Regions from separate parts of the Homo sapiens genome. Here region 2 is linked to region 1. A link is a loop called in an ENCODE intact Hi-C map of the cell type or tissue named here. Cell type or tissue: heart right ventricle. All regions are shown on one strand. Links, peaks and the distances in the headings refer to the core of each region. The heading gives the core; the rest is flanking DNA. Region 1 holds the start of MIR4694 (microRNA 4694). Region 2 overlaps CSRP3-AS1 (CSRP3 and E2F8 antisense RNA 1).

Region 1 (15,701 bases), core at 1-8,000:
CTCTGGTCTTTACCTGGTGGATTGTTCAGTTTTCATGCTGCTGCCTCAGAGTGGTCTTCCTTGAGCCCCTCATCCAAAGTTGCCCCTGTCACTCCTGAGCATATCATTCAACTTTACTTTCTTCATAGTACTTGTCGCTCACTGAAATAAACTTATTTTTGTATTTGTTTACTCGTGTTTTGTCTACATCTCTCCATAAGAATGTAAATTCCATAGAATAGAAATTTTGCCATTCTTGCACCACACTGCTTAGAACAGTGCCTGGTACATGGTAGGTACTTAATAAAAAGAAGATAAATGAGTGAATAACTCCCCCAAGAAAAAAGGCCTCCAGACTGCCCTCTCTTTTGGCATTCTGGACATCCATAGCAAACTTGACTTCAGTGTTGTCCTGGTCTGAGTGATCCCTGTGGTTGGATTCCCCACCAGCTGTTTCAGACTCATTCTGGCCTCCATCTCAACAAAGGGCTCAGGTAAGCTGCAGTTTTCAAAGAACAGCACTCCCAATGGGGTATTCCTTTTCTTTATTCCCCGAAACAGAAGAACCACCAGCACTGGTATTTTTCCAAACTCTATACCTTGGGGCACAAAGCAAAGGCAATAGGATCCCAGGACAGAATTACTCATTCACGCCCATGACTGGAAGAACTCACAAGCAAATATTGCTTGTGCTGCTGATTCGTTACTATTTTTTCTCCCTACTTTTCCCTATAGAGCTCAGGGCCAAAGTCAACTGCATTTGTAGTTCATAACTGGTTCTTTTTAACCCAGTGTATGGGACAACATTTGGTTCTCCTAGCTAAATTCCTTCTCAGAAAGGGCACTAGATTCTTCTCTCTTACTCCTCTAAAGTTTATTTTGAAAAGGTGCCGTTTGCATAACATGAAGATAGGGACTCCATTCTACAGAGGGGAAAGAAGCCTGGCATAGTAAGACCCAGCCAAGCCCCTGAAAAGCCCAGCAAAGGGGCAAGTCAGTGCTTCGTCACCAGCAAATGGTCTCTTCTCAGAGCTTGTGAGTCGATGGTTGGTGTGCATGGTTCTTCTGTTTTCCTGCAACATGCCTGCATTCTCCCCTGAAGCCAGGAGGGAAATAACTAATAACAGAATCACTGTCCAGTATTATTTCAGCTAAACCATAATATGATGCTGGTAGGATGATAAGATCAATTGTCATCTTATAAACCTACTGGATTGCCCTGGAGTTGGGTTGGGAGTGGGCCTGAGAATGGGGTAAAGGACAGGGTCCTAGAATGGCTGGGTTAGACAGAGGGTCTCATTCTCCAGCCTGCCTCTCAGAGGAGCAATGCCAAAGCTCACACTAGCAGATATGCTGGGCCACCCTTGAAATGAAATGAGGATACAGTTCTGTTTTAAACCCTAATTCATCTGCTGGAACTCTCACTTAACTGGGAGTATTTTTCTTTTTCAAATACATAGGTGTTATCCTATCCATTTGCCTCTCTCAGAAAATAGAGTCAAATGGACAGGATAACACCTATGTATTTGGAAATTTACAAAAAGAAAAAAATCAGCTTTGAAGGATGCTATGGAGGGCTGAGCTCAAGATAACGGCAGTGCCATTTGTAGACCACCTTACCCCCCACCCCCAGCATTTCCACATGCTCCACAACACCACTCATCTGTGTCTTCTGCACCTGCGCCTCAAACGGCAACAGCAGCAATCATTCATTGAATAATGATCCTTCAGGATGTGATGAGCACTTTGTATATATTATTTTTTCAGTTCACATTAAAAAACCCCATGAGGTGGATATCATTATTATTTATATTTTACAAACAGGAAACTGAGAAATTAGAGACTTAAAGCAATTTGCCCAAGAAAACATAGCTAGTAAGTAGTACCTGATGTGGGAGCCAACCCCAGGAGTACCCAGCACCAGAGGCCCCGCTCCATGTTGTTCCTGGCCTCTCTTTGACCAAGCAATCGATTTATTCTGTTTACTAAGACAGGAAAAGTGCATTTGTTTGGTTTTTGTTTTTTTCCCAGAAAGACTTTCACCGACTATTTTTCCTAACACTAAATTCAAACAATACCTGAGCCATAGTTTCTTCTTAAAAGTTAGGGTGTGTTAGACAAGATTATCATTAAAGTGTCTTTCAGATCCTTGCCAGGCACGGTGGCTCACGCCTGTAATCCCAGCACTTTGGGAGGCAGAGGCAGGCGGATCACGAGGTCAGCAGATCGAGACCATCCTGGCTAACACGGTGAAACCCCGTCTCTACTAAAAATACAAAAAAATTAGCCGGGCATGGCGGCGTGCCCCTGTTGTCCCAGCTGCTGGGGAGGCTGAGACAGGAGAATGGCGTGGACCCGGGAGGCGGAGCTTGCAGTGAGCTGAGATTGTGCCACTGACAGAGCAAGATTCCATCTCAAAAAAAAAAAAAAAAAAAAAAAAAAGTGTCTTTCAGATCCAAAGTTCTATGATTTCATTCTGATCAATTGCACAGAAGCACCTTCTTTCTCTCAAGACAGAAGTTGGTGGTGGGGATCTTATTCGGTTCTTTAGAATATCCACCAGTAATTCTCTGTAGACAGGAGGGTTCCTCCACAATCCTCAGGGGGGATAATTAATTAAGATCAATGACCTCCTGGGGGTTGTGGAAAAGGGCAGAAGCAGTTGCTCTGCCTCCCTGGTGAGGTTTTGGCTCCCTTTCTGGCAGCCAGCTGGGTCTAGTCACAAGGCGATTGCCAGCTTCATCAATCCCCCATGCACCAGCACCACAACCAGCCCGAGCTGGCGTGGAGGGAACCCACAATCCCCCAGGTCAGTTGACTGCACTGCAGCAAAATAGCAGAGGGCTCCACAGGGCCCCAAGCCTGAACCCCGCTCCCCTGCAACCTGCTCAGTTCACCCACCACTGGGGCTGCCCACCAGCTCAGCTCACCCTTCCCTGAGTCACCTGGGCCTGTCCTTGGCCATCATGTCTCCTTCCATACATTGGTGGGGATGGATTCCTGGTCCCCCGCACTGCCTCTTATAACGAAGTCACCCCACTTGCAATCACAGTCGCTGCTTCCTGCTCCTCTGGTCCACCACCACCCTTCGCCAGCTCCAGCTCCTTCAGCCCCTCTCTACTGCCCATACATTTTATGCGGCTCTTTTTTACCACTCAAGCCTCATCTCACACAGTCCCTCCTCAGAGAGGCCTTCCCTGACCCATCACTTGTCACATTACATTATTTTCTTCACTGCCTTTAGTATTACTTGAAATTACTGTGCTTAGGTATTACATCACCTGGTTCCTTCACACTAAAATATACTTTCTATGAGGGCAGGACCCTCCTGTTTTGTTCATTCTTGTGTCCCAGTGCCTCAAATAGAGATGTAGGTGCTCAATAAACGGAGTGAACAAAACCCTTTATTCTCAACATTCCTCATCTATGAAGTGGAGGGGATAATATTTACACCACAATGTAAATATTACAATGAGTTAATATTATGATGCTGCTGTGAGGATTAGAGACAATGTATAATATTTTTGGGGTTTGTCGAAGACCAGGTTCCAATAACTGGGCAATGATGATGGTAATGATAATGATGACACTGAGAGAGGCAGCACCAAGAGACTGGGGGTAAGACTGCAGGCTGCAGAGTCTGAATTTGGCTTTGGCAATTAATTAGCTGTTTGATCTTCAGCAAATAAATTCTCTAAGCCACAGTTTCCTCATCTGTAAAATAGAGATTATAACAGTATCTCTTAGGGCTTTTGTGCAGATTAAATAGGACAATCCATGAAAAGTACCCAGAACAATGTATAGCACATACCATACCCTCAATAAGTGTAAGCTGTTACTGTGCACCAGATACAGGGCTATTCATGTCCCTTATACCTTCCCATCACACACCATGCAGCCTATGAAGCACTTTCCCAGAAATCCTCTTAGTTCATGCTGCTGAATCTTACGATAAAGAGGAATTACCCACTCTACTTTATAGCTGATAAAACTGGTGTTCAGAGAGGTCAAGCAACTTGCCTAAGGTCACACAGTTAACCCGAGGCAGAGGAGCAAAAGCCTTTAATTCAGAAATTCAAACTCTCTTCTTGTCACCACCCCAGGGTTGCTCTCTTGTGCAACCTGCAGCCCCAGAATCTGAGGACACCTTATGAGGCAGTATGGAGAAACTCTGCCATGCTGCTTGAGTACTCCTGCTAAAAATAAACAGGAGCCCTAGGCCTCCACACACGCGTTGAGGCCAACTGTGTTACTCTCAAGCCCGCTCCCTTATAGGACAGTCAAGGGTTTGGCAACACCACAAAGGCAGATGAAGCCTGTGGTTTCCACCAGGAGAGCAGGCCCAAGGTTCTGGTGCTCTCTCAGCTTCAAAACAACATTAAAATAGCCCCACATTAGATGGGAAAAGGTCAGAGCAGGGCGCTGAAGTGGTCACCACAGGCTTTATCAACAGTTTCCAGCTGGCACAGTGTGTTCTCTGGGCATCAGGGTCTTCCCCGTGGATCAGCCCAGCCCAGCCCAGCTCAGTCCAGCCCAGCAGCCCCTCCTGTTTTGGTCCCTGGCCTTGTCTCAGCCTCTGTCCTCAGAAAGGTTTTCAAAGGTGGCCTGACCAGGCCTTGGCAGCTCTCTCTGTACCAGGGGCAATTCAGGAAAGGGGCTCTGTGCGTGAAGTCCGAGAAATCCAAGGGGCTGGATGCAAATGAAGTAACGGGAAAAACAAACTGTGCTCACCAAAAAGAAACTGGCGCCCTGATCAGCCTTTTTAACTCCCAGCAGGAGCAGATTTGTTGTGACTAATGCATCAGGCTTTAAATAGTTTCACGCGGCATACTGATTAGTCCAAGGCACAACAGAGGCAAATGCAAAGTTTCCAAAAAGAAGAAAAGGCTGCCACTCTCAAAAAACACTCATCTGCTGATGGACGCCCACCCTGTTTAATTCCTTAATAAAGCAACAAGGCATAGGGAGCTGGGTGAGAAAGAAAGAACACGGAGCCAATCAGATTCCTGGGGGTTTCAGGTTGACTCTGGTTATTCTTTCCCTCAGTCACCCTTCATGACTGCCCCTTGCGCGCAGTCCAAATTTCTTGGTAATACCTTCTAGACTCTTCATGAACTGGTCCTGTACTGGTCTGAATAATGTCTTGCCAAAAATTCATGTCCTCCTGGAACCTCAGAATATGACCTAATTTGAAACTATGATCTTTACAGATTTAATTAGTTAAAATGAGTTTATCCTGGATTAGGGTGGGTGTAGGGTAAGTGCCCCTTATAGCAATAATTTAAGCATACCCTTAGAATGACCTTGTCTGGCAGAAACACCTGAATGTGCGTTCTGAGCCAGGGAATCCAGACGTAACCAACCCACAGATTCATTCCTTGCCCATGAGGAACATCTGAGCCCCCATCCCGTCCCATAGAACAAGAGCTGTACAGGAGATTGAGGCTCTGAGCTCTAGGTTAAATGAAAGTTGCCACGTGGAGGTCATTAAGGGGAGGCTGTTAAGTGATGTAGAAACTACAGTCTTTTTGAAAGCAGTTGTGATTTTCCTGCCCAGCCAGCCACCACTAGGCTGTGCAGTTATCTTGTCCAGCCTGCTGCCGCTGGACCATTTCTATATGTAAGGTGGTTGTCCTGTCCAGACTGCTGCCACCAGATTCTCTGCCCTGTAGGTAAGTCCCTAATAAAACTCCATATCGTATTTGCTGGCTCTGGGTCTCTTCTTTGGCCTCTAGAACCTGGTGCCTTCCCTACTGAGAATAATAGGAGTTTAGCACAACATTGGGTTGCAAAGCCAAAGACTGGTGTCCTTATAACAAGGCTATGTGAAGATACAGGAGACACGAAGAGAAGAACACCATGTAAAGATGAAGCCAAAGACTGGAGTGATGCATCTACAAACCAAGGAATGCCAAGAATTGCCAGCGACCTTAGAAGCTAAGAGAGAAGCATAGAGCGAGTCCTTCCCCAGAGGCTCTAGAAGGAACCAATCCTGCCAACAACCAGATTTTGGACTTTCATCAGCCTCTAGAGCTGTGAGATAATAAATTTCTGTTGGTTTAAGCCACCAGTTCATGGTATTTTCTTATGGTAGCCATAGGAAACAAATACAGGTCACAACCTACATGTCTAGCCTTTCTTCCATCAAAGTCACCTTCCTCACAGTCCATGCATGGGATGTAGCTCTTACACATTTTAAAAAAATAGAATGACAGAGTTCAGATTTCACCTCCACCATTTTGGCTGCTGTGTGACATTGGGCAAGCCAATTCTCTTATTTTTAGTTGTCTACTCTGTAAAATGAAGATATTAGAAGGACTGTTGTGGTGAGTTGAATGTGAAAATGTACACGTAACAACAGGGAGACTACATTCGCCATCAGAATTTTCTTGGGGAAGACATTGCATTTGTTTGGAAAGTACAGCTAAATCAACCTCTTGCAGAAGAGTGGATCCCAAGGGCCATGATCTGGACACAATGATCTGGATCATTGATCCTGTCGATTAACACAATGGATCTGTAGTTTGCAAGTTGTGGGTGACGGTGGCAAGAGTTGGCTAACAAAGGGTGAGGAATGCAGAGTTCACAGGAAAGAATCCAGGAGAGAAAAGGGCCAGCAAGGAAGTAAGCGAGGGAAGGAGACAGCAACACTCCTCCATACCACGGTAGGCTAAGGGGAGTTCTCTGAGAAAACAGAAACCTCTAATGGATATTTTCAGTTGCTTGCAGTGAAGTATACAAGATGAGCTCAATCCTCCATGTCCTCTACAAAATAACCAGTCAAATCTAAATTGGGTACCAATATTTTTATAATCATGGATTCCTTTGGTTCAAACTTGTAAATGTATTGAGTTTAGAGTCTGGGTTGTTGTCATGGGGTAAAAATGAAGAAAGCCCATGCAGACACATGAGCTGGAGAACCAGGGACCTGAGTGACATCTGGTTTACTCACTTAAGAAAGTTGCCAGCTTACTGCAGGTAGTCTGTAAACATTATAAATAAATGTTTGCTTCAGCCTCAGCCCTCACCTTCCTGACCATGCCTTGCTCCTGCCTAGGCTTGGAATGACTTATCCTCTTCCTTCACCACTTCTTCATCTGTTTGAATCCTACCCAGCCTTCAAGAATCAGCTGCCTCCTGCACGAAGCCTTTACCCACCTTCCCAGCCAGAAAGGATGATCTTCCCTTCTCCCAACTTTGTGCAGTGTGTTCCCATGTAACAGGCACCTTATTCCTTCTGGAGTTAATTAATAAAAAGCAAAGTTAAAAGTCATGCAGAGGAAGATAAGGGAATATCAACTCAGAAAAAAGAGAAAGGCCCAGAAAGAGGTAGGGAAAGGGGAAAAGTTGGGAGGAAGGGCATTGAAAAGCTCAAATGGCCAACTTTTTTCATGGTCATTGTATCCTGGACTAAGCAAAAGGGACAGAGGGGAAAGGCGATATCTCTAGCAAGCCCTTTTGTAAAGTTGAAATTCAAGCATTTCTGTTGACTCTTGAATGTCATTCTGAAATGCAGTGAAAACAATTGCTATGCTGGTAACGTGGTTTCCTGGAAGCTCTCTTATAGTCATGCGGGCATGAATTACCAAAACCTCCACCCACCAAGCTTTCTCCCCACCCTCCCTCTGAGCAAATAAATACACCAATCATGGCCTAAAATGGGCATTAACCTCAAAGCTGGGACAGGTGAGATGCTTTGCCCCACCCGCCAAGGGCTCCTTAAAGGAGCTCTCCATGGGCCTGGAATGAGGAAATAATTCAATTTGCCTATTAGTGGAGAGGGCAGAAGATAATCAGGGGCTGGGTCCACCCCCACCTGTTCTGACTTCAGCAACTGTCCTGGAGCCTGGGCTACTGGGAGCAGGGGACAAAGGAATGAAAGACACATTTGCTGTTCTCAAGGAGGTCCTCGTGCAGGGGGAGACCAATGAGCAGACAAATACAGTATAGTCTGACTAATGCAATGACAGAGTAGCCTGGAGGTTACTGCAACCCAGAGAAGAGAGCCTAAACCCAAAGAGGAACTGCCTGGGCTGAGCCTTAGACAATGAAGAGGAATTCTATGTCTCCAGTCTATGACTTACTACCACAAATATGCATAATGACCCTTCAATTCATCCCCATTTCAGAGATATCAAAATATAAAAAAATGTATGCTTGGGTGGGGGTGGTAAGAAAAAATCTGTGGAAATAAGATAAAGAGGCTTGAGGGGGAAGGGCTATCCAAACAGAGGGAACAGAATATGCAAAGGCCTAGAGGCAAAATCATGGTCAAGATGAAGGTACCATTCTAATAAGTACAAGTGAAGGACTCATGAAGTGGGGAGTGTCTTACTCAGCTTGGACTGCTATAACAGAATACCGTAGACTGGGTGGCCTAAACAAGAAACATTCATTTCTCAGTTCTGGAGGCTGGAAGTCTGAGATCTGGTGCCAGCATGGTTAGGTTCTTGGTAACGGTGTTCCTCCTGATTCACAGGCAGTTGTCTTCTCACTTTATTTTCACATGGTGGAAAGAATGAGTCTAATACCTTCATCTCCTTATAAGAGCAATAATGCCATCATGGGAGCTTCAGCCTCATGACCTCATCTCAACCTCGTTACCTCCCAAAGGCCCCACCTCCAAATACCATCAGATTGGGGATTAAGGCTTCAACATATGAATTTGGGGGAACACAATTCAGTCCATGGCATTGAGTTTACAATGATTGAAGTGAATAACCATGAGAATAACCACTGTTTGTCTAATACTTACCAATGAGAAATCCCCTCATAGTATTATCTGTGATAATATACAACTGGAAACAACATTCCTGTCCAATGGTCAGGAATGAGTTATACAAATCATGGTACCTTCATACAACTACTTTCTGGCTACTAAAAGTGACTGTGTATAAAAATCCTTAATGACATGAAAAGGTGTTCATGATGTACTAAGTTTTTAAAAATATGGGTCACAAAATATACAGATGTTAATTAGTAGGAAAAAAATGACTAAAAGGAAATTGATCAAAATATTCACAATTTTTATCTCAGGGGTGGGATTGCAGGTGATTATTAATCATCCTTTTCCCATCCCTATGGTTGACATTTTCTATAAGATTTTTGAAATGAGAAAGGAAGTTGAGTGTATGTATATGTGCATGGGTATGTAAGAGTGATTATGCATTTACTGCTGGACATGACCCAAGAAATGCAGGAAACAACATCAGTGTGGCCCTCCAGGTGAAAATAAGTGCACAGGTACCCAGGCCAGGGCTCACTGCAGCTTCTCCCATTGCTGGCTGTTCCCTGAGTACCCTCGTGTGGGCTTTGCCAAAGGTCACACTCAGCCTCCACCATTCTCTTACACAGTTTAAATGACACAGGGACAGTCACCTTCCAAGATGGGGATGTAATTAGTTCTTGGGGCCAAAGGTTCCTTCTGAAAATGTTTGATCTATTATCTGTCTGCAAATCAGCACCAACAAATATGACTGTTGGCCTATTTTCAGAGGGACGGTGAGAACATGAAAGAAGAGGCTCCAAGGTGGAAAGAAGATGGTTTTAGACTTTGAAGATCCTACGAGATCACAGAACCAAGGAGAAAGCCCTTTGCCTTTACTGGTGAATGTGTGAGCTAGTAGTTGACCACCTGGGTCAAGTCTAAGAAAGGTGGCATGTGGAGTAGAATACAGCTGAGATTCACTTATTTTCCTATCTAATCCCTCTCTGCTCTCTACTCTGAAGCTACAACAGTGAACAGGGACAGCTCCAACCTTCACAGGGCTTGCATTCCACTGAAAGAGAAGGACAAAAAGCAAATACGTGCTTTGAAAACAGGTAGTGATACATGCTATGAAAATAAAGGAAGAGAGTAGAGAATATTGGGGTGCTAGTTTAGATGGGTTGGTCAAGAAAGAGCACACATACTAAAGAAGTAAAGGAGCAAGCTCGTGTTTATCGGTGGAAAAGCATTTAAGACAGCAGGAACAACAATAACGGCCCTGAGTTGGGAGCATGCTTGAAAAACTTGGAAAACAGTAAGGAAGCTGATGTGGTTGGTGTGGAGTGAGATCTGGGAAAACTTCTGGGGGCATCCTTCTCTAGCTGGCGGGGTACGGTCTCTATAGATATGGGTACCCCACACCTTGCTACCATCCTATGTACCAGACCCCTGGCAGCTGCTTTCTCCTACTCATCATCTCCAGTCTAAGAGTAAATGAGTCACTGAAAACCTGTCCTTGTTGACTAGCAGTATGAGTATTGGTTAAGAGCTCAGACTCCGAAGTCAGAGCCCTGGATAAAAGTCCCAGCTCTGTCACCTCCCTGCTGTGTGCCCTTGGGTAAGCTGCTTAGCTAATATGTAAGCTAAGTGGTGCGCTGGGAAACTGGATCTTCTTTGGGAGGAAAGGGGATAAAGAAATGCTCTGATTTGTAGCATTTGCCAATTTCCATGGTGTAAATACTCTTGCTATAGTCTATTTTTAGCTAGCAACATGATGTCACTGAATGTGAAATTGGGAAGAGATGCACACAACTGGCTCTCAAGAGATAGTACCAGCCAGCCTCAGCATACCATTGCCTCAGTGTCTTCATCTGCAAAATGGATTTCATCTTATAGAGTACCTGGTGGGAATCAGATGAAGCATACATAAAAAGCACTTAGCACAGTGTATAGTATATAGCTAATGCTCCACAAATGAGAGCAGCAATGCCGACTCAATAAGGATCCTGAATTCCTGTGTGGCATTTGTGTATAGAAATGAATTCTCAAAGGGAAAGGGCCAAGAGGAGCCTGGGACCCTATTCTGACTCTGTCTCTGCCTCCTTTTGTGACTGTGCAAGTTGTTTTCCCTCTCTGGTCTTCAGTTACTCTATCTGAAGTGAGAGATAGAACTCAGTATAAAGCCCCTTCCACACGGGACATTCTATAACTTCCTACTTTGGGGAATGCTCTGGAAGCAGCATTAACAGAGTGGGTGAGGGCTCCCAAGGCAGCAGGAAGGTGGGATAGAGTTAGCCATATCTCACTAATATTAAAACTACCTGGACAGAGGTGGCAGATGTGTTCAGAGTCTAGGACAGCAAGCCTGAGTGAGTTCTTTACTGGCAACGGCCAAAGCATTGTTTGAAAGGTCAAGGGAACGACAGAAAAATACCTGGGGAGAAAATGAGACACATGGCAGTTGTGAGAGAAAAAGATGTGTATAAGTGAGAAGGTTTGGGACTGATAGATTTTCAGAAAATGTCTTTAATCAACATTTTAGAAACGAAGGCCATTTCTGCCAAACCTTGCATGTGAAGAGAGAAAAGAATGCAGAGGAGCTGTTGATAAAACTGGGGGTGAGATGAGCATACCAGAAGCAAAAATGGAAAATGAAGGTGAAAATGATCAATGTCCTCTAAGACAATCCTCACCCAGACACAGGCAAGGGAGAGCGAAGAGGTTCGTTAGAGAAATCAAGTAATGCCGAACTTTATGGAATTGAGAACTGACTTTGCAAAGCTGAATTCTTTGTGCTTCCAATGTCCTCATTAGAATCCCTTTGAAGTACATCAGAGTATAATTTTCAAGAGTCAAGAACAAAGCTTCATCTAGCCATTGGCTCAAATGGCCCACCAGCAGAAACAAAGTATCTGAATGCTCTGCTCCCTCAAAGCCATAGACGTGAGGCAGGCCTCTCCGCAGATGACAAACGGCACCAGGAGATTTTGTGGACTTTGCACTTTTATTCGTGAAAGTCTCTAGCCTGAATTCCTTCTCAAGGGGACAAATGAATATCAAGTCTGAATGCTGTGATCCCAGAAATTGCTTCCACTAGCTATTATGGTTTGGAACTCAATTCTCCTCACAAATGAGTAGTTTTCTCAAGCAGCCTGAGAATTCACAGCCCTTCTAAGTCATGACAAGTAGGTAACGTAACCGAATTTCCATCTCGGTAATCCCTGTCCTAACATTTTTGGGTCAGATATTGTTCCCATAAGGAGCTTAATTCAGACGTCTTGACATCCAGGGAAATGAAAGGGGAAGTTAAAGGATGTGTTTCATTCTGACTGAATCTAAACTCTGACAGGTGAGCTTAATTACTGGCTGCCTCTAGCTCCTAATCATCCAGCTTATGATGGAAAGAATAAAGTCATCATAAAAAATAACGACATTTTAGTCAAATTGGGAACAACGTTGCAGCAGCCAGTGACTGGAGTTGTGAATGACAGCCTTGAAGAGGTGAGGAAAATCTGGGAGGGAGATGCCCCCACCTACTCCTCACACCTTGCTTGGTTTCAGCATCTTGAAGGCGCAGTGAGTCCCAGGCCTAAGAAATCAGGAACTGCAAGTACCACATTAACTGTCTATAAACAGTTATCAACAGTAACCTTTAAGCTTATTAAAAAACAAACTGGGAAATGAATCGATCACTGTCAAATGCTCAGTGGGATGCTGCTTCTAAAAATAAGAGTCCATTTGAAATTCTAAGAGCTTCATACAGAGGATGCTTAAACAATCTGCTGGTAAAACTTTAAAGGGTACAAGAAGACCTCTGAATGGCCCAGAAACAACACAAACTGAGAGTTAGAAGCTCCAAGTTTTAACCCTGGCTTTTGCCAGTCACCAGCCTTGTGGTTTGGGCAAGTTCTTCCCTATCTCTGCCTGTCAATATCTTTAATCATGGTCACTCACATCTTTACCTTTCAGCAGCATCATCTGTTTTGGAAACCTGGCTGAGGGATATGCTCATTGTCTTGCAAGCCTGTTTCTCTTTGGTCTGCACCTCTCTGTGAAGTGAGGTGCCTGCACCTTCCCTGCCCCGTTCCTAACAGAGTATTAACACTACCATTCATTGAGTGCTTCCCATGAACCTTTAAGTAAGCATTTTACCCACATCATTACATTTAATACTCATGACAATGTCTACTCATTCATTTAACAGATATGCATTCCTTACTCTGTGCCAGGCACCATGCTAGGCGCCAGGGATTAGGTGGAGAACAAGACAAGCCTGGCCCTTGTCCCTGAGGAGTTTGTGGTGTATGTATTATAACTAGTTTACAGGTAAGGAAAATGAGATTCAAAAAAGATTAAATAGTGAGAAGTAGCAGAGGGAGGATTCAAATCCAGCCTAGATTGTGACACTTCCAGTGGCCTGGCTACATTTCTTTTTCCCTCTCTCATACTCCTTGGAGGTGGGGTCCAGGTCTCTTGTGCCTTCACATCACAGTAAGATGCTTGATAAATAAGAGTGGCTTAATTGAACTCTGCAATCCTTGGTTACCTAATTTGTAAAATGTGGGTAAACAGGTCTGCCTCACTGTCTCCTGGGATGTGAAAATCCCAGGGCACATGCAGGCATCTATAAGGGCCTCTGAACAAGCTGGGAGAATTGACTGTGACTTGCTTTGAAGGAAATCCAATCTCTCTGCCTCCACCAGTCCACTGGTCAGCACTGCCCACAGCCTCAGAGCTGCCTCGTTTGACATCAGAGCCTTCCCCACAAAGCCTGGACAAGGTCTCACTACATGCCCAGCATATCCCACTAATGCCATGCTCAACTGCCCATGTGCTCAGGGTTTCCTGGGCTGCAAACCATCTCCCTACTTGGTTAGCAGGCTCCCCAGGGGCAGCAGACAGAGGCCTAGCAGCCTGGCCAAGTCTTCCAGGTCTCTACCTGGGCCGGAAGCTCCTGGTTTCCAGAAGGGATCACTGTCAGGAGAGAAAATGACACACAGTAGCTCTTTCCTGGAAGGGAAATAACTGCCAAGGGAAAGCATTAAGTAAATAGTGTAGCCCAACTCAGCTTAGTTTTTAGTTTGAAAAACCAAAATAGCTTGAAACCAGATCAATGCTACTGCCTAAAGATAGTCAGGGGGAGCAGAGGACGCCAGGAATGGGACAAAAGCAGATTTGCCTCCCCTGCAAGGGCAAATTGAATGCTGAGTGGTCCAAGCATTGAGACTCAGCCCTAGTCCTAGATCCCTTCCACTCCTGGTTGCTTGGCGATATGCTTCATTCAGCCCTTTCTGACTACTGTCCTGTGTGAGAATGGCATAGTCAGTGTTGACAATGTGTAATGAATTTGACTCCTATATCTGCTGTGTGACTTCAAACTACTGATTCAACCTCTCTAAGCCTCAGGTTTCACAGCTATATATTAGGTATAATTATTCCTACTCCTCCTAATAGTGTTATTAGGAGGTAAAATAATGAGTGGTGAGAAAGTACTTGAGACATAATGAGTGTTCACAACATAAATGTCCAACAATGATAGACTGGATTAAGAAAATGTGGCACATATACACCATGGAATACTATGCAGCCATAAAAAATGATGAGTTCGTGTCCTTTATAGGGACATGGATGAAACTGGAAACCATCATTCTCAGCAAACTATCGCAAGGACAAAAAACCAAATACCGCATGTTCTCACTCATAGGTGGGAATTGAACAATGAGAACACATGGACACAGGAAGGGGAATGTCACACACTGGGGACTGTTGTGGGGTGGGGGGAGGGGAGAGGGATAGATATTAGGAGATATACCTAATGCTAAATGATGAGTTAATGGGTGCAGCACACCAACATGGCACATGTATACATATGTAACTAACCTGCACGTTGTGCACATGTACCCTAAAATTTAAAGTATAGTAATAATAAAATTAAAAAAAGAGTGTTCAATAAAAGGTAGACAGTGATAATCTTCATGTTTTTTTTTAAGCCGGGACAGACATGATGAGAGAATCTTGCAGCCCCTTGCAATCAGGAGTACCAATTTTAGGGGGCATCCTGGACATTATCTTATTAACACTGTGGATGGGGCAATACGAGGTGAATGAGAGCAAGATTCAAAAAGAGAACATGGGGGCATGTGGCAAAGGGGTTAGAAGAATCAGAATGCAGAAATCAGATACAATTTAAATTAAAAAGGAATAAATCCATTTCAAATTGCCCTATCCATAACTACTTATTCAATCCACCTTCTTTTGATCAATCCTCCTTCCATGCCCTTCTAGCGTTCTCCTCATTAATGACAGTAAACATGCTCCATAAATAAAAAGTGTAGTTGAGAGGTAATTAATGCTGGGCAGTCTAATTCTGAATTTCCAATCATGCTCTACTTACATTAAAATAAGATTGGAGGCATGTGTGACAATCAAATTTACTCTAGTTAAAAAAAAACATACAAACGCATACTGAAGTCAGTTACTTGGGGAGAGATTTGGGAACCACGGCTGCAATTAGCTTCCATATGCCACCCAAATATGTTGAGCTCCACTTGTGCACCTGTCAGGATGTGACACTGTCAGCATGTCTTCTGCAATGCCACACATATGAGATGTTCAGGGACAAAGATATATCATGAGATCCAGCAGAACCTAACTGTGCTGGAAGCTGTGAAGTGGGCCGAGGCTGCATTTGACCTGACCCTATGATTCTATTTCTTACTAGCTTTGTGTTTTGGACAAATCACTTCTCTTCTCTGTTTTAGTGTCTTCATTTCCCTAATCTGTAAAATGGGCATAATATTTTAAGAAAATCATGTTGATAAAAATGCTTTGGAAACTGCAGGATTCTGCAGTTGTTAGTAAATACGGTCAGCCCTGATCCCATCCAAATGTTGCCCAGTGCTTTATGTCAGGGGTCCCCAGACCTTGAACCATGGACAAGTACCATTGTATGGCCTGTTAGGAACTGGGCTGCACAGCAGGAGGTGAGTGGTGGGCGAGTGAGCATTACCACCTG
Region 2 (15,701 bases), core at 2,527-10,526, 450 kb after region 1:
ATATTTATCAAGTACTTACCTACTGCCAAACAATGTTTTAAGTATTTCATATATGAAAACATATTTGACAGCACTGTCAGATAGACGTTAACATTGTCCTTACTTTTTATAAGAGTAAGTCAAACTAAAAGGTGATGTAATTGTTCAAAACTGCAGAGCCAGTAAGTGGCAGAGCTAGGATGTGAACCCAGGCAGTTTGGTTCTAGAATATGGCTCCAAATAGCTGCAGTATTCCAGCTCCTTCATATAGTGTCCACACCAACCCCAAAAGGTACTATTCCCCCATCGTGTAGATCAGAGAACTGAGGCTCACAGAGTATGTAATTTCCTCTCATTCAGCCAACATCTATAGGTTAGACACTGGAACATGGCAGCGCTGGCAGGGAAGCCAGGTCTGCCAGTTCTCAATCAATGCCATCTCTGCCACACACACACACTGCTCCCCTTCCTCGCCTCCCTGAAGTGGGGGTGCAGAGGGCAGCCTCTTGGCTAAGCATCACACCACAATCCCCAGATGCCTCCATGATATAGTACTAGGAAACCCTGGGAAGCCAATAACATGCTTCACCCTTGGGTGTCCTGAGCAGATTGGGGGCCCGGCCATGTGGACATTTGAGAAGCACCTATGATCTGAAGGCTTGGCGTTAGAATGGCTTCCATTTACTAGGGACTGGCTATGGGCCTGAGATATTATTTATATTCAGCATCTCTTAATTCTCTCCACAATACCATGGGACAGCTATTACCACCATTTTACAGATTAAACTGAGTCTACAGAAGATGAAGTTCCTGCCCCAGGTCTCTCAGCAGTGAGTGGCAGAACTGGATTTTGATCCCAAGTGTGTCTGACACCAAAATCCATGATCATGACAGAGAGGTTTAGCCTCAAATTCACCTTCACCTTCCCCGCAGGCCTGCTTTACAACTGTCAGGCTTGTAAGAGAGTTGGTAGGAAGAACTAGAAGAGGAGGGTGGATTTGGCCCAGAGAAGAGTGAGAAGAATGTCTCCAAAAAGGAGCAGGAAATGGTGAGGAGGGTTGCAGGGCACAGAAGTGGTAGGGATGTGGTGTAAATGTAGGGTCTTCCCAGTGCCCATCTCCCAGGGGAGATGGGCCAGAGAGAGGAGACCAAAGAGAAGCACGTTTTAGAATGTTGAATGCACAGCTAAGGAGTCTGGTCCTGGTCCCGGGTGCAGGTGAGGAGTCGGTGCCACTGGCCACAGGTCCTACCTCTGGACTCTACAGAGAAGGCCTCCTAGGTCTCAGGCTCAAGGTCAGAAATCACTAGATGTCCAGGCTTCTAGCCTCATCCACTGTATATGCCACATAACAGGGTCCGTTCAAAGGCTCCATGCTGGGGATCACAGTAGAGGCACAGCCAGTGGCTGCTGGTGGCCACAGAGGGCCAGCCCTGGCTGGGACTTTGGCTTCCCACTCTCCTCAGATCACACACAGCCACAGCCCAGCAGCACGGCCTTAAGCCAAGTCTGATTTTGCCTCTGGGACTGAGAAAAAATGAGCTCTGCTACTCACAAAGGAAGGCCGCTTGCCAACAAGTTGCTCTTTCACACTCTTTTTGGAGCAGACACAACACCGGGTTCGACCAGCTGAAATCTTTCCCTGAACAGTTTTCTCCCAGGCATCTCCTCCCCAGTCTTTACCTGGCGTAAAGCCTGTTTAAGATCAGCACACGGTGATTTATGGAAAGCTTTGAAATGCCCAGCGTTGTGCTGCTTGCAGTGGGGCAATGAGAGTTTAAGGCATAATTCCTGACCTCAAGGAGTTTGCAAAATCTCTGCAGGAACTAAACCCACCACAATAACACCAACAGTAAAGTGTTACATTCAGTTGGTGCCCATTTATCACATTAGTATGCCTTATATTATTTAACCGTCAAAATAGTATAGCAAAGACAATTACCAGGACTTTATGACCTGGTGTTCCTGTCTGTAATGTAACTATCATTGGTGGATACTGGAGTTGCAAATGGAATGAAACATCAAGTTTTTAAGTTCCCTAGTGATCAAAAGATGGTAATCTAATAAAGTCCAAAACACTAAGAAAAAAAGTATTTAATTAAAAAATAAAAAATACCTGAAAGCCCTATCTGACCTCCCAAATTAAGGTGAATTACAGGCCAAAGGACAGAGAAGGTAAACAGTGTGTTAGAAAATACATGCACGGGGTCTTCATTGTGAGGTCTCCCATGTACACATGTTAAATAAATTTGTATGCCTTTTCTCCTATTAAAAAAAAAAAAAAGGATAGGAAAATGCATGCATGAGACCCATGCCACAGTTGGACCAGAAGGGTCTCCTTGGAGGAAATTGTCCCACTTAGATGGACCACTGCATAAACAAATGCCCAGGGACCCAAGAAGGACCGGGTGAGAGAAGATGCCAGAACAGCCTGTGTCATCCAGGCTAGGCCACAGAGGCCCGAGGCCTGTGGAGGCTCCTGCTGGCCCTGACCCAGCAGCACACTACTCTGATGATCAGCCTGCAGACATCACTGAGGAAGCTGAGAACTTCAGGGACAGATGCAGGGGTGCTTGGTGGGGGCAACTGGATACCTGCAGGCCTACAGCTATAGACCCACTCTGTGTGACCTTGGGCAAGTCACTGCCTTTCCAGGCTTCATTTTCTTCCTCTGTAAAACAAAGGACTTGTAGAATACCAGGGATTCTTTAACCTCCAGGTTGGGGGATTATGAATCCCTCTGGTAACTTGAAAGTTACAGATTTGTGTTCCTTGGGGAAAGGAATGCATACATATTTGGCATAAAATATCAGGGATGTTTCCACCAACATCTACCCTCCCCAAAAGGCCCCTAGGTAACAATAAGGCTAAGAGATCTCCAATAATCATTTTAGGCCGGGACAAGATAGGTTGAGGAGGCCTGGACAAGATTTGTAGGAGGTCTTCAATGCCAGGTTCAAGCAGGGTTTAGGGTCTTAGACTCAAGCAGTAGGAAGCCACAGTAGGTAATAACTGAGAAATGATATGCTCAAAATACCCCCTGGTCCAAGTTCTGTGACTTCTTCAACAAGGACCTAGGACTAAGCAAGCCTACAACAGACACAGAGATGCCCATTTGCTGCAGAAGCCGAAAGATTTGTTGTTGATATAAAGTGATATAATGACCCCGAATTCCTAGGAGAAGGATCTTGCTGAGCCCATAACAGCTGAATATATTCATCTCCTAGGGCCCATATGCAAGCTTGAGCCCTAAGCCTTTTAGATTCAAGATGCTTCTTGGCTCTCTGGCCAGCTTGTGGACTCATATGCTTACCTGTAAGTCCTGCTCAGAAGACATCTGTCGCTAACTCCAGTCCAAGCTGCCAGTTGGCTGAAAGGGGTGGAACAGAAATTCAGGACCCCGCGGACACTGTGAGTTAGGTTTTACATCTCCTGCTTAAGACATCAAGTCAGAGCTAAGGTCTTGTCTTAGTGGAAACTCATCTCTCTTTCCATGTCGTGAGGGGAAGGGGCCTGTGAGCTGGAAGAACAGATGCAAGAAAAATTCCATGCATGAGATGGGAGGAGGTCTCAGTGCAAGGCTCTTATTCCTGGTTGCACATTAGAACCACCTGAGGAGCTCTCGAAATATACTGATGCTGGTTTCCACTTGGCCAGGTGAGTCAAGGCTCCCCAGGTGGTTCTAATGTGAAGCCATGGCAGGAAACCACCATCCTAGGCAGCCCACACCTTTAATAAATCAGCTACAGGGCTCTAAGACCAAAAGAACCCTAATGCAAAGCAGTCAGCAGTGAATGGCACAAGCCATGTGCAATGCCTGAGAAAAACCATAATTCCGACTTGGAGAAGGTTCCAGAAAGCTTCTTGGAAGAGGTGTCCTAGAGGCAGCAAATCTTCAACAAGCAGACATGGAGGTGAAGGGCACTCCAGACAGAGACAACAGCTTGAGCAAAGATCCAGAGGCAGGAGAGTGCTGGGGAATCAAGTCCCTGTGCTCTTTGAGGGGAATATCTCACCAAGTGAACTCTAAAACGCATTTTATATGAAACCTGGCCCCACAGTTCCTGCATTCTTTGAGCCTGATTGAAAATGTTTCTGAGGCCGAGGCGGGCGGATCACGAGGTCAGGAGATCGAGACCATCCCGGCTAAAACGGTGAAACCCCGTCTCTACTAAAAATACAAAAAATTAGCCGGGCGTAGTGGCGGGCGCCTGTAGTCCCAGCTACTTGGGAGGCTGAGGCAGGAGAATGGCGTGAACCCGGGAGGCGGAGCTTGCAGTGAGCCGAGATCCCGCCACTGCACTCCAGCCTGGGCGACAGAGCGAGACTCCGTCTCAAAGAAAATGTTTCTGACTTTAGTGCTTAATTTTTTCTTTTTGAAAGGACTGTTCTTAAACTTGAACTGGAGGTGAAAGAGGATGAAATGATAGATTTCTGAGTAATTGTTAAAGGCTTTTCACCGCTTTTTAATTTGCTTCCCTGGAAATCATCCTTGGGAGGGAGGCAAGAGAAATGTAACTGATTTTCTAGAGGAGGACAGGAACAAAGGTAAGTTCCCCCACCCCCACAAGGCCACACAGGTGGGTACCATAATAGTATCCTGTTAGCAATTCTGCTTACGCTGGGCAGCCTATGCTTCAGTACATAGAGCCCAGCCGGCTGGATCACCTAGAAATTTGGAGAGAGGAGCCACAGTGCTATGCCAAGGCTAGAGAGGGCAGTGACAGAAATTCTCCATAATTCACCAGTCTCATCTGTTCATTCGACCAGGAACAAGAAACTAAGAAACCAAACAACAAAGTGAGCCTGGCCCTGCTGTAGCTTGATAAATGGGGAATCAAATTAATCTGTGTAATCTTTCAGTATCCAAAACTGCAGGCATACTTAACACATGCTTAGATGTCCATACCCTAGATTATTATCAGCCATTTAAAATGATGCTTTTGAAAAAATTTTATTGACATTGAAAAATGTTCCCTCTATAATATTAAATAAAATTATATCTGATGTCATGGCATTATGAATTAATTCATTCATTCTGTAAATGTGCCAGGTATTGTTCTGGGAATTAAGGAACTTGCAGTGAACAAAACATGAAATCCCTCATGTTGTCAAGCTCCCATTCTAGAGAAGGAGACAAACAATGAAAACCTAAGTAAAGGACGGTGTTAGATAGTAATAAGCGCAGTTGAGAAAAATGTATCCAGAAAGATAGGAGAAATTTTTTTCTCCTTGATGCTTTAAAGTATTTTCTAACAATTTTTTTTAAGAGATGGGGTCTTGCTAGCTGTCTAGGCTGGAGTACAGTGACGCAATCATAGTTCACTGTAACCTCAAACTCCTGGGCTCAAGGGATCCTCCCGCCTCAGCTTCCTTGAGTAGCTCAGGTGTGTGCCACTGCAACTGGCCCAGAAAATATTACATGTAGGATCAGAAAATATACATACTTTTTAGAGAAAAAAAGCAATACCAAAAAAGTGATTACATTAAGAAATGAAGTTGGTTCACAACTTGGACCTAAGCTGGGATATGAACATGTGACTCTTTTGGTAGACTGATGTCCTACTGCCAGATGAGGGAAACAGACATTGGCTAAAGAAGGCAGGGCCCTGGTCTGCAGTGACCCAAAAGATAAGGCATTTAGTGAGGCAGCAGCCTGAGTCCCAGATCCAGGCTTGGATTGAGGAATGTGGCGTTAGTGGAGTTCTCAGAATCAGGACAGTACTGACAGCAAGATGTCCCTGGTGCCAGTATCCCCAAGCCCATCCCAAAAGTTTCAAATATGCTTGGATGTGCTTCCCTAAATAAGGCAAGGATTGATCTCTGAGCCCAGGGTGGAGCTGAGGCTGCAGGAGGTGAGGGGCGTTCTAATGTGACCTTCCAACGTGACATAACTCTCACAGTAGGCAGATAAATCAATGACTTCCACAGTGAGTACTTGAAAGTTCCATACAAGTTTCTGTTATCTTTCTTTTTGCCTTTTTCTGGGGCTGTTCGAGCCCAGCTACCTTACCCCGGCTCTGCTGAGGATGGTGCATGGACCTGTGAGCCAGTGAATTGGCTAAATCTGTCAGGAGACCCGTGGCCATCAGGAGACAGCAGTCTGTACCAGAAGGACCGTTTGCCTTCCCTTGGGTCCGGGACACTCCCCAAGGATATTCTAACTCCAGGTGCACCTTTCTGCCTCCTTCCTGGAAGGGCACCATAACACAGAGGGCAGGACAGGCAAGAGTCTAAAATGTGGCTTGGCCCTCCCTTAGTCACGTGATCATGGGCAAGGTATTTAACCACTCTGGGACCCTGTTTTCTCATCTGTAAACTGGGGGTTTCCCCACCTCAAGTAGTCTTTGAGAGAATGAAAAGAAAGCACCTTGGCAGAGGGCCTGGCACCCTACAGGGGCTGGGTAATTGTAACTGTTGCTGTTAACATTATTATCTTCCTTCCTGTTCTCAGAGCAGCCTGGCATCCAGCACAGGCTTTTCTCCACCTGAACCCCAAAGAACTCCCTCAGACCTTTCTTGCTGTGGCCTTGGACCACACCACTTGTGTGGACAATAGTCTCAAGAGTGAGTCCACAAGGATTCGGTTTTGAGGGAAGAAGAAGAAGATTGGAAGTTTTCCTAGGTCTGGGTCAGCCCAAGCCAACCAATTCTTCTCTGCTCTCTGCTGCCCCCTCTTGGTTCCAAGCCTGAAGAGCCAGTTGCCCACTCGTCCATAGTGTTACACCTCCTGTGGAAATGAGGATGAAAGAGGAGAAATTGTAAGCAGTTTAAAGAAGAAAATAAGCAAACAAAAAACTGGAGATTTATAGACATGCCTGCCTTGCCCTGCCATTGGGACACTAATGGCTCAGGTGCCCCTGTGATCTGAGGCTTTACAAAAAAATGGAAACCAGGCTTTGCCTTTTACCCATTTGGGTGGGGGCGGGTCCTTACCGTATCTCTAAAGAAAATGAATTAGAGAAAATTCTACAAAACCTGGCAGGAGGGTTACCGTTTCCCCCATTCTTAGGCCTATGTCAGGCATTACCAAACAATTACTTCATTTTTTTTCCTGCTGAATGCAGACCCAGCCTCAGAATCTTTCTCAATACAGCTGTACTCCGAGCAGCCAGTCCTAGTCATTGGTCAGAGTTGGTGCACAAGAGCTGAGGGCTGCAGCCAGAGAGAAGATGAGGATCAAAGCTTCCTGCTGTGTGCCTGCTCTTATGTCAGCTTTCTCCAGGTGACCTGGATACTTCATCGCTGCAACAGGGTAGCACCGGGCTTCGGTTCTCAAAATGTACAATCGTCCCTCGGTATCCACAGGATTCCAGGGCTCCCTGCAGAAACCCAAATCTGTGGATGCTCAACTCCCTTATATAAAATGACATACTATTTGCATATAACCTATGCATATGCTCTCATGTGCGTTAAATCATCTCTAGATTATTTATAATATCTAATACAATGTAAATGCTACATAAATAGTTGTTATATTGTTATTGGCTTTTATTTGTATTATTATTGTTCTTTTCCTTCAAATAGTTTCAATCCTTGGTTGGTTGAATCCGAGGGTGCAGAACCTGTGAATATGAAGGGTTGACTGTATTAGCAATTTTATTTAGAAAATCTGTAAATAAGGTATCACTAAATTGGGACTTCAATGCATCACTGAGCCACAGGGTGTGTTGGTATTTTACTGAGGGAGCTGAAAAGATTGCTGGTAGGCGGGAATATTGCCCAGGCTGAGTCACCTAGGAATGGCAAATAGGTGCGTACTTGGATGATATTAAGTGATGTATTTTCCTCCAGTATCTCTTAAAGCTGCTAAACTGGACCATGAAGCACCTGTTGCCTCCTGATTGGGTGATTACAGCAGAACAGAGGAGAGCTGTACAGCCAAACCCTTGGAATTTAAGGTTGCAAACCTTTCCAGACTCTTGAGCTACAAGACCTGGGCTTTTGAGCTTCAGTTGCCTGAGTCCTGCAAGCAGCCTGGGGATGAAGTTGATGCTGTAAACAACAGACCTGGAAGAAACCGTGACCAGTCTGAACCACTCCTTACCACTCCCCACGAAATAAGAACTGCAGGTGCTGTTGCGAGAGGAGGAGGAACAAGCAAATCAATGATCTCCAATGCAGGGAGGCCCCTGAGGAGGAGGCCTGCACACTGTTCACTCCCCCAACCCCTGGTCCAGCCAGGCCCCGGGGCAGGATAAGTTAGGCATTTGAGAGCAGATGAGACTGAGGCTCACTTCCTGGGTAAAGCCTGGGCATGTGACAAGTCTGACTGAAGTTTCCCTCCCAGAACCCAGCAGAGAAAGGAAAGTTAAGTAGAAATGGTTGCAAGAAATGTAACCTGTATTTTTGTATAACAGCAGGGAGAAATCTAATCTCAGACAATTTAATACGATATTATTCAGTCCGGTGTTTCACTATCTCTCCTCTCTTGTGGTGGTCATTTTGTTTTATTCTGTTTGAGGTTGCCAAGGCATGGAGGAGGGAGGGGGAATCTGTTCTTGATCATCACCTGTCCCCTTGTCATTCACAGAGCTGTCCTGGACTGTCTGGTCTCCAGGCATTAGTTCACACGAAGGGCTGCTCTAGTCACCTTGACCCATGGCCTGCTGAGTCTCCGTTTCCTAATCCACAAGACCACATTCTATTGCTTTTCGTGCTTTGTGAGGGCATGGGAGGGCCCTGGGAGACTTCTACTTATTGCTAACTTGCAGTGTTAGCTTAGGCTAATTACATAATTAGATAAGTTCTCCATAACTCAGTCTCCTCATCTGTAAAATGAGTATAATAATAGTACTTAGCTCACAGGGCTGCTATGAGGATTAAACAAGTTAACACATGTTAAGTGTCTAAAACATTACAAATGTGTCAGTTCATATTATTATTTGCTACTACTAATAAAGGGGCAAATGTAAAAATGGCTCTATATACAAACATGAAATACTTAATATTTATCACAGGCATTCTGATGTGCCTTCCTGGATAGGAGAAACAAGGAGAAGTTACAGCCAGGGCTTTAGGAACAGCACACCATACTGGAAAGTGCCGATACTCTAAATCAGAACCAACAGAGGAGTCCTGGAGATGCCTCTGTGCCAGGCATGACCCCTTCAATTGCTGGATGGTGAAGAGCAAGTCTTGGAATGAAAGGGCAGGTGGCCAAGGCAATAGGTGGAGTGGGAGGGGTGGGGACCTCCAGGGGCTCAGGGCACTGGCTCTTTAACCAACAGAAGTTACAGCACTTTACTGTTTTAGCAACCAGTGTTGCCTTACCAGTCTCAGCTGGCTGACTCACCCCCACACTCCAGACCTGGACATACCCACAGTAGCATCCTATGCATGTGAGCATCATTCCTTTGTTGTCATGAGACTGGACCCACTCAGGTGAGAGTAGGAAGAGTGAGGAGTGGGCAGAGGGGCTTGTTTGGCTGCCCCTTGGCTGGATGCTTAGCCAGGGCAACTCAGAAAGAAAGGGCATAGCTCAAATCTAGTTAGTACCAGATGTCCCGCCTGACTAAGCACCTTGAAGCCAGCTTACATGTCCTCTTTGTGCAGGGCCAGCATCCAATATGAATAGCCTCCTGGAAACCAGGCTCTGTCCTGGGCCAATCCAGATTCAGCTGGCCTTATCCTATGTGTATAGCTCCTGGATTCTGCAGTCCTCAGGCTCTCTGCCTGGCCTGATGCCTGAGGTACTTCATTGGCTAAGCCTTACTTTCTGCACATGGGTTTCTATCTGCAATGGTCCCTTGGATCATATCTGCTTCTGGAGCAATGTCTGAGCCTGACAGCAAGTAAGTATTATCTATTGTGCCAACTTATTGGAAGCACCCACCTGGAATTCCATGCTTGAAAAGTGGCCCACTCGGAGGCTGGAGGGTGGAAGGAGTGGATGATCACTTAGCCCTGTCTATCAGAGGATCAGGGAGTAGAAGAGACAAGAAGCATGTGGTCTGTTGGTCATCCCTACCCCAGGCCCATCAGCCCAAATGTGAATTCTTCAGCTCCTGTGCGAGAGAATTAGGCACACGGATAATTAAGAAGAAAGGAACAGATCTGGGCTCTGAGAGACTCATGAGGTGGATTCACCAAAATCTGGAAGCAATCACCAAAATATCCTAGGGGACCATTAGCAACTTACCAGGCCATGGCCTAGGACCACCTGTCTTGTCCCATCAGTCCTTACAGGTAGGTTTACTAACAGTCTCACTCAGCCTGCGACTGTTTCTATTTCAGCACTCAAAGTCCCACATCCCAGAAAATCCCTCAGTTCCAAGCAAATTGGGACAGTTGGTCACCCTACAGACAGAAGACATGTAAGGCCTTACTTGTCCCTATGCCCAGAACTGATCCTGAAGCCTAGTAAACAGAAGAACACAATCCTCTTCAGAGCGGAAGATCCCCACAAGAGCCTGACTCTGAGGATACTCGGTGGGTCTTAGATAAAATATGTGCCCAAGATCCTACAGACTTTCAGTTCCCCTGGTGCCTCCTTGTGGATGAAGATGAAGCATGGGGGACCGTGGAGAGAGATCCATCTGGAGCCGGGGGACTGAGTGGCTCTTCCCTTCTCCAGGAAATAAAACCTATGGGACTGCATTTACACAGCCCATCTGCGAGCAACTGACTAATCACAAGGAAAGCACAGAGAAAACGCAAGATGCTGTGACCACAAGGTAGGGCAAGCATCTCTCTCTTGCAGAGGAAAATACACGTGGAGTCAGACTAGTTTCACCCTTCCAACTCTTATTTTTCCCGCTCTGCAAATCACTAGGGAGTACCACCCTTCTTTAAATTCCTAGTCAACTGCCCTCACACAATAAGCTACCTGCAACTAGGAAGAATGCTATTTAGGTATCCCAGAGATTCCTGGAAAGAAGAAAATATTCCTTCTTGTTTGTAGAAATTTTACTTTTCAAAGCTAGAAAAAAGGAGGAAACAGAAGCAGGGCACAGGGTAAAGTCATTTGCATTGGTCAAACATTCAAAATTAGCCATCCAAAGGGAAGGAGGAAATTGAAAATTAACTGCAGCTCCCTGGTTTATGTCCTTTCTGCCTTCAACTTGCTAAGAAAAAAATCTCCATTTGCACTCAGCTATGTCTGCTCAAGGGGACATCTGTCAACCTGGAAGTTTAATTGTTGGTAATAGTATTTCCCTGTTATTCGGGCACCACACAAATAGCATAAATATGATTTAACCACCCTTGCCAGAAATCACAAATTTGTGTCATGCATGCTGAACGCTAAGGCTGATTAGCACAAAATTTAATTTTCGTTAATATCAGCCTAGGACAAGTAGAGCATGAAATTAACCTGATGTGTTAATATTGTGCTTCACCGTTCTGACTGTATCCTGTAGACGCTGTCAGTGGAGACAGGTGCCGCTCTGCATGGGAAGAACTCTAGCAATCGGCACAGCCTGGGGGGAGCTGGCTCAGGACGTGGTGTTCCCTGCAGCTGTAGGCAACCAAGGAGGCATTGGATGACAATATCGGAAGCACTGCATAGGAATCGGATGTTATGGTGGGAATTAAGGACTAGTAGCCTTTGAGGCCCTTTCCAATGCTGAAGTGCTGAGATTTTGAATCTTAAAAGTTCCACAAGTCAGATGCTGTTACCCAAGAGAGGAACTGGCAAACTATAGTCTGCAGACTGAATCCAGCCCACTGTCTGTTTTTGTACAGCCCTCAAGCTAAGAATAAGTTTTACATCTTTAAATGGTTGAAAACATTTAAAAAAAAATTCATGATGTAAAATGTATGTGAAATTCAAAGTTCACTATCCATAAAGTTTTACTGGAACTCAGCCATGCCATTCATTTTTGTATTGTTTATAGCTGCTTTTTGTACTACAACAGCAGACTTGAATAGTTGCAACAGAGACTATATGAACTGGAAAGCCCTAAATATTTACTATCTGGCTCATTACTGGAAACGTTTGCCAACCCCTGATCTAAGACAATAATGGTTTTTCAAATGGGCACTTTGGAGAAGGGACCAGGACATTAAGAGAGAGGAATGGCACTTCAGGCTTTAGCCAAGGCAGCTGCCCTTCTATCAGTTGTACATAATGTGCTTTTGTTTGAAAAGAGATTGTAGCTAAACAAGGTCCAGGACACACATTAATAGTTCAAAACCCATTTCCTTTGGAGAGGCACATTGTGGTTTGAAAATGGTGGGCTGCTGGCCGGGCGCGGTGGCTCACACCTGTAATCTCAGCACTTTGGGAGGCTGAGACGGGCGGATCACAAGGTCAGGAGATCAAGACCATCCTGGCTAACACAGTGAAACCCCGTCTCTACTAAAAATACAAAAAATTAGCCGGGCGTGGTGGCAGGCACCTGTAGAACCAGCTACTCAGGAGGCTGAGGCAGGAGAATGGCATGAACCCAGGAGGCGGAGCTTGCAGTGAGCCGAGATCACGCCACTGCACTCCAGCCTGGGCGAAAGAGAGAGACTCCGTCTCAAAACAAAGAAAAGAAAATGGGAAAATGGTGGGCTACAAGGTGGCTTCAGGAGAGCTCCAGGAAATTGAAGACTAGTCCAAAATTCAGCTGAAACCAAATCTACATGTGTGCCTGCATGCATGCATGACCACGTTACTCCTATAAATAAGGGGTTTGAGGCCAGGAGCAAGTATGCAGTGAAATATCTTATAATCCTCATGGAACACATTTCAGGAATTCTTCTCTGTAAGAGGCTTCCCTTCCCTCTTTGCCTGGCAAACACTTACTCATTTTAAAATAAACATGCTCATATTATTAATCTATTAAACCATCCATGGTAGACCAATATCTACCGCAAATCCCTAGAATCTGTGCTCATTAGCTTATTTGGGGAAAGGGTCCTTGCACGTGTGATTAAGTTAAGGACCTTGAGATGAGGAGATAATTCTAGATTATCTGGGTAGGCCCTAAATGCCATCACAAGAATCCTTATAAGACAGATACATAGAATACGGGACACACAGAGGAGGCAAAATGACAACAAAGGCAAAGATTAGACCTGCTGGAGTTTGGAAGTCTGGCCTCCAGAACCCTGAGAGAATAAATTTCTCTTGCATTAAGCCACCAAGTTCATGATAATTTGTTGAAGCAGCCTCCAGAAGCAAATCACAGTTATGAAAGGGTTTTATCATAAATGGTTCCACAATTCTGATACAATTATTTTCATTACGTTGCCATACTCAAAAGTATCACTCAAAAGCCCAGTCAAATTTCTTTTCATATACTGTAAGAAGAGTATGAGGTAATTTAAAGCACCTGGCACATACTAGAGACTTAATAAATAAGAATTTCTTTCTTTTTTAGAGGCAGAATCAGTTGCTCCAACCTTTGAGTCACATGACATGATGCTTTATGCATGTTTTAATGAGCAGTTACTTTTCTCAACTACACTTCTGTGTTCTCAATGTCAATCACCCCTACTAGAAGGCTATAAACTTCTTGGGGACAATAATCATAATTCATTCTTCTTTTTATCGTAATTTACTTTTTATTGAGGTTTGACTTACTGCTATGGTTTGGATGTTTGTCCCCTTTGAATCTCATGTTGAAATATAACCCCCAATATTGGAGTGGGGGCCTGGTGGGAGATGATTACATCGTGGGGGCAGATCCCTCATGAACGGCTCAGCACCATCCCCTTGGTGATGAGTGAGTTCTCGCTCAGTTAGTTCACACGATATCTGGTTGTTTAAAAGAGCCTGGGACCTCCCCCTTCTCTCTCTCTCTCTCTCTCGTTCCCTCTCTGGCCATGTGATGTGCCTGCTCCCCCTTCACCTTCTCCCATGACTGTCAGCTTCCTGAGGCCTTCCCAGAAGCAGATGCCAGCACCATGCTTCCTGTATAGCCTATAGAACCGTGAGCCAATTAAACCTCTTTTCTTTATAAATTACCCAATCTCAGGTGTTCCTTTAGAGTGATGCAAAAATGGACTAACACACAGATATATAGTAAAGTGCCCATATCTTAAGTATATATCAAAGACTGTTTACAAGTGTTTACTTCTGGGAAACTACCACCCAAGTCAAGAGATAAAGCATTTCCCGAACCCCAGAAGGTTCTTTAATGCCCCCTCCCAGTCAATACCTCCTGTAAGAGTGGCTGCTATTCTGATTCTTTTGACGTTAATGAATTTTACCTGCTCTTGAATAGATATATTCTTTCGAATATGGCCTCTCTCACACAGCATAATATTTTTGACATTTATCCATCATTTTACTGGATGGACTCTGGGGAGTTTCCAGTTTGGAACTATTACAACTAGTGCTGCTAGGAAAATTCTTGCACTTATCCTGCCATCGAAGAAAGCACACATTTCTTTTGGATATTTATAGGAATAGGATCACGGGGCAGGTATACAGCCAGATTTAGTAGATACTGCTGAATAGTTATTTGTAGAACTTAACTATGGGCATATCTTGTTTTATTGTGCTACATTTTATTGTACTTTGCAGTTATCGCATATTTTACAAATTGAAGGTTTGTGGCAACCTTGCATCAAGCAAGCCTATTGGTACCATTTTTCCAACAGCGTGTGCTTACTTCATGTCTCTGTGTCACATTTTGGTAATCCTTGCAATATTTCAAAGTTCTTCATTGCTATTATACCTGTTATGGTAGTCTGTGATCAGTGACCTTTGATGTTGCTATTGTATTTGTTTCAGGGCACCACAACCGCACCCATACAAAAATGTGAAGATAATCAATAAACGTTGTGTGTGTGCTGACTGCTCCACCAACCAGCTGTTCCCCCATCTCTCTCCGTCTCCTCAGGCTTCTCTATTTCCTGAGACACAACAATATTGAACGTAGCCCAATTAATAACTCCACAATAGCCTCTAAGTGGCAAGTAAAAGGAAAAGTCACACATCTCTCCCTTTAAGCTAGAAATGATTAAGCTTAGTGAAGAAGACCTGTCAAAATCTGAGATATGCCAAAAGCTAGGCCCCCTGAACCAAACAGCCAAGTTGTGAATGCAAAGGGAAAGTTCTTGAAGGAAATTTCAAGTGCTACTCCAGTGAATACATGAATGATAAGAAAGTGAAACAGCCTTTTGTGATATGGAGAACGTTCTAGTGGTCTGGAAAGATAAACCAATCACAACAGTTTCTTAGGCGAAAGCCTAATCCAGAGCAAGGCTCTAATTCTCCAATTCTATGAAGACTAAGTGAGGTGAGGAAGCTGCACAGGAAAAGTTTGAAACTAGCAGAGATTGGTTCATGGCGTTTAGGGAATGAAGCCATCTCCGTAACATAAAAGTGCAAGGTGAAGCAGCAAGTGCTGATGGAGAAGCTGCAGCAAGATATCTAGAAGATGTAGCTAAAATGTTTGATGAAGGTGAATACACTAAACAACAGATTTTCAGTGTAGACTAAATAGCCTTCAGTTAGAAGAAGATGCCATCTAGGACTTTCATAGCTAGAGAGAAGTCAATGCCTGGCTTCAATGCTTCAAAGGACAGGCTGATTCTCTTTTGAGAGGCTAATGAGGCTGGTGACTTTAATGCTCATTTACCACTCCAAAAATCCTAGGGCACTTAAAAATTATGCTCAATCTACTCTGCCTGTGCTCTATAAATGAAATAACAAAGTCTAGATGACAGCACACCTGTTTATAGCATGGTTTACTGAATGATTAAGGCCACTGATGAGACCTACTGCTCAGAAAAAAAAAGATTCCTTTCAAAATATTATTGTTCATTGACAAGGCACCTGGTCACC

Evidence for each region. Peaks named below come from ENCODE experiments on the same cell type or tissue, not always from the same donor. Only the 100,000 strongest peaks of a DNase experiment are listed, where the experiment ranks them.
Region 2: a loop joins it to region 1, with 2.3 times the contacts of the local background. A loop is called at or near these places in 19 of 110 quality-filtered maps.

What each region holds. Positions count from the first base shown.
Region 1 is chr11:19,745,811-19,761,511 of GRCh38, reverse strand. The region is part of intron 1 of NAV2 (neuron navigator 2); the gene reads right to left. It overlaps MIR4694 (microRNA 4694), which reads left to right and starts at 1,429; the gene lies at 1,429-1,508. RefSeq lists enhancers at 3,945-4,497, 13,594-14,095. In heart right ventricle, for the core only: no CTCF peak of the experiment used is centred there; a DNase peak (open chromatin) is centred at 4,401; H3K27ac peaks cover 2,188 bases.
Region 2 is chr11:19,302,473-19,318,173 of GRCh38, reverse strand. CSRP3-AS1 (CSRP3 and E2F8 antisense RNA 1) reads right to left here. Exons shown (of 6, transcript NR_183675.1): 5 at 9,813-9,984; 6 at 4,916-7,542. Among named protein-coding and RNA genes, the nearest start is that of E2F8, 69 kb to the right of the region's middle. In heart right ventricle, for the core only: a CTCF peak has its summit at 6,651 (motif pointing left); a DNase peak (open chromatin) is centred at 6,643; H3K27me3 peaks cover 782 bases.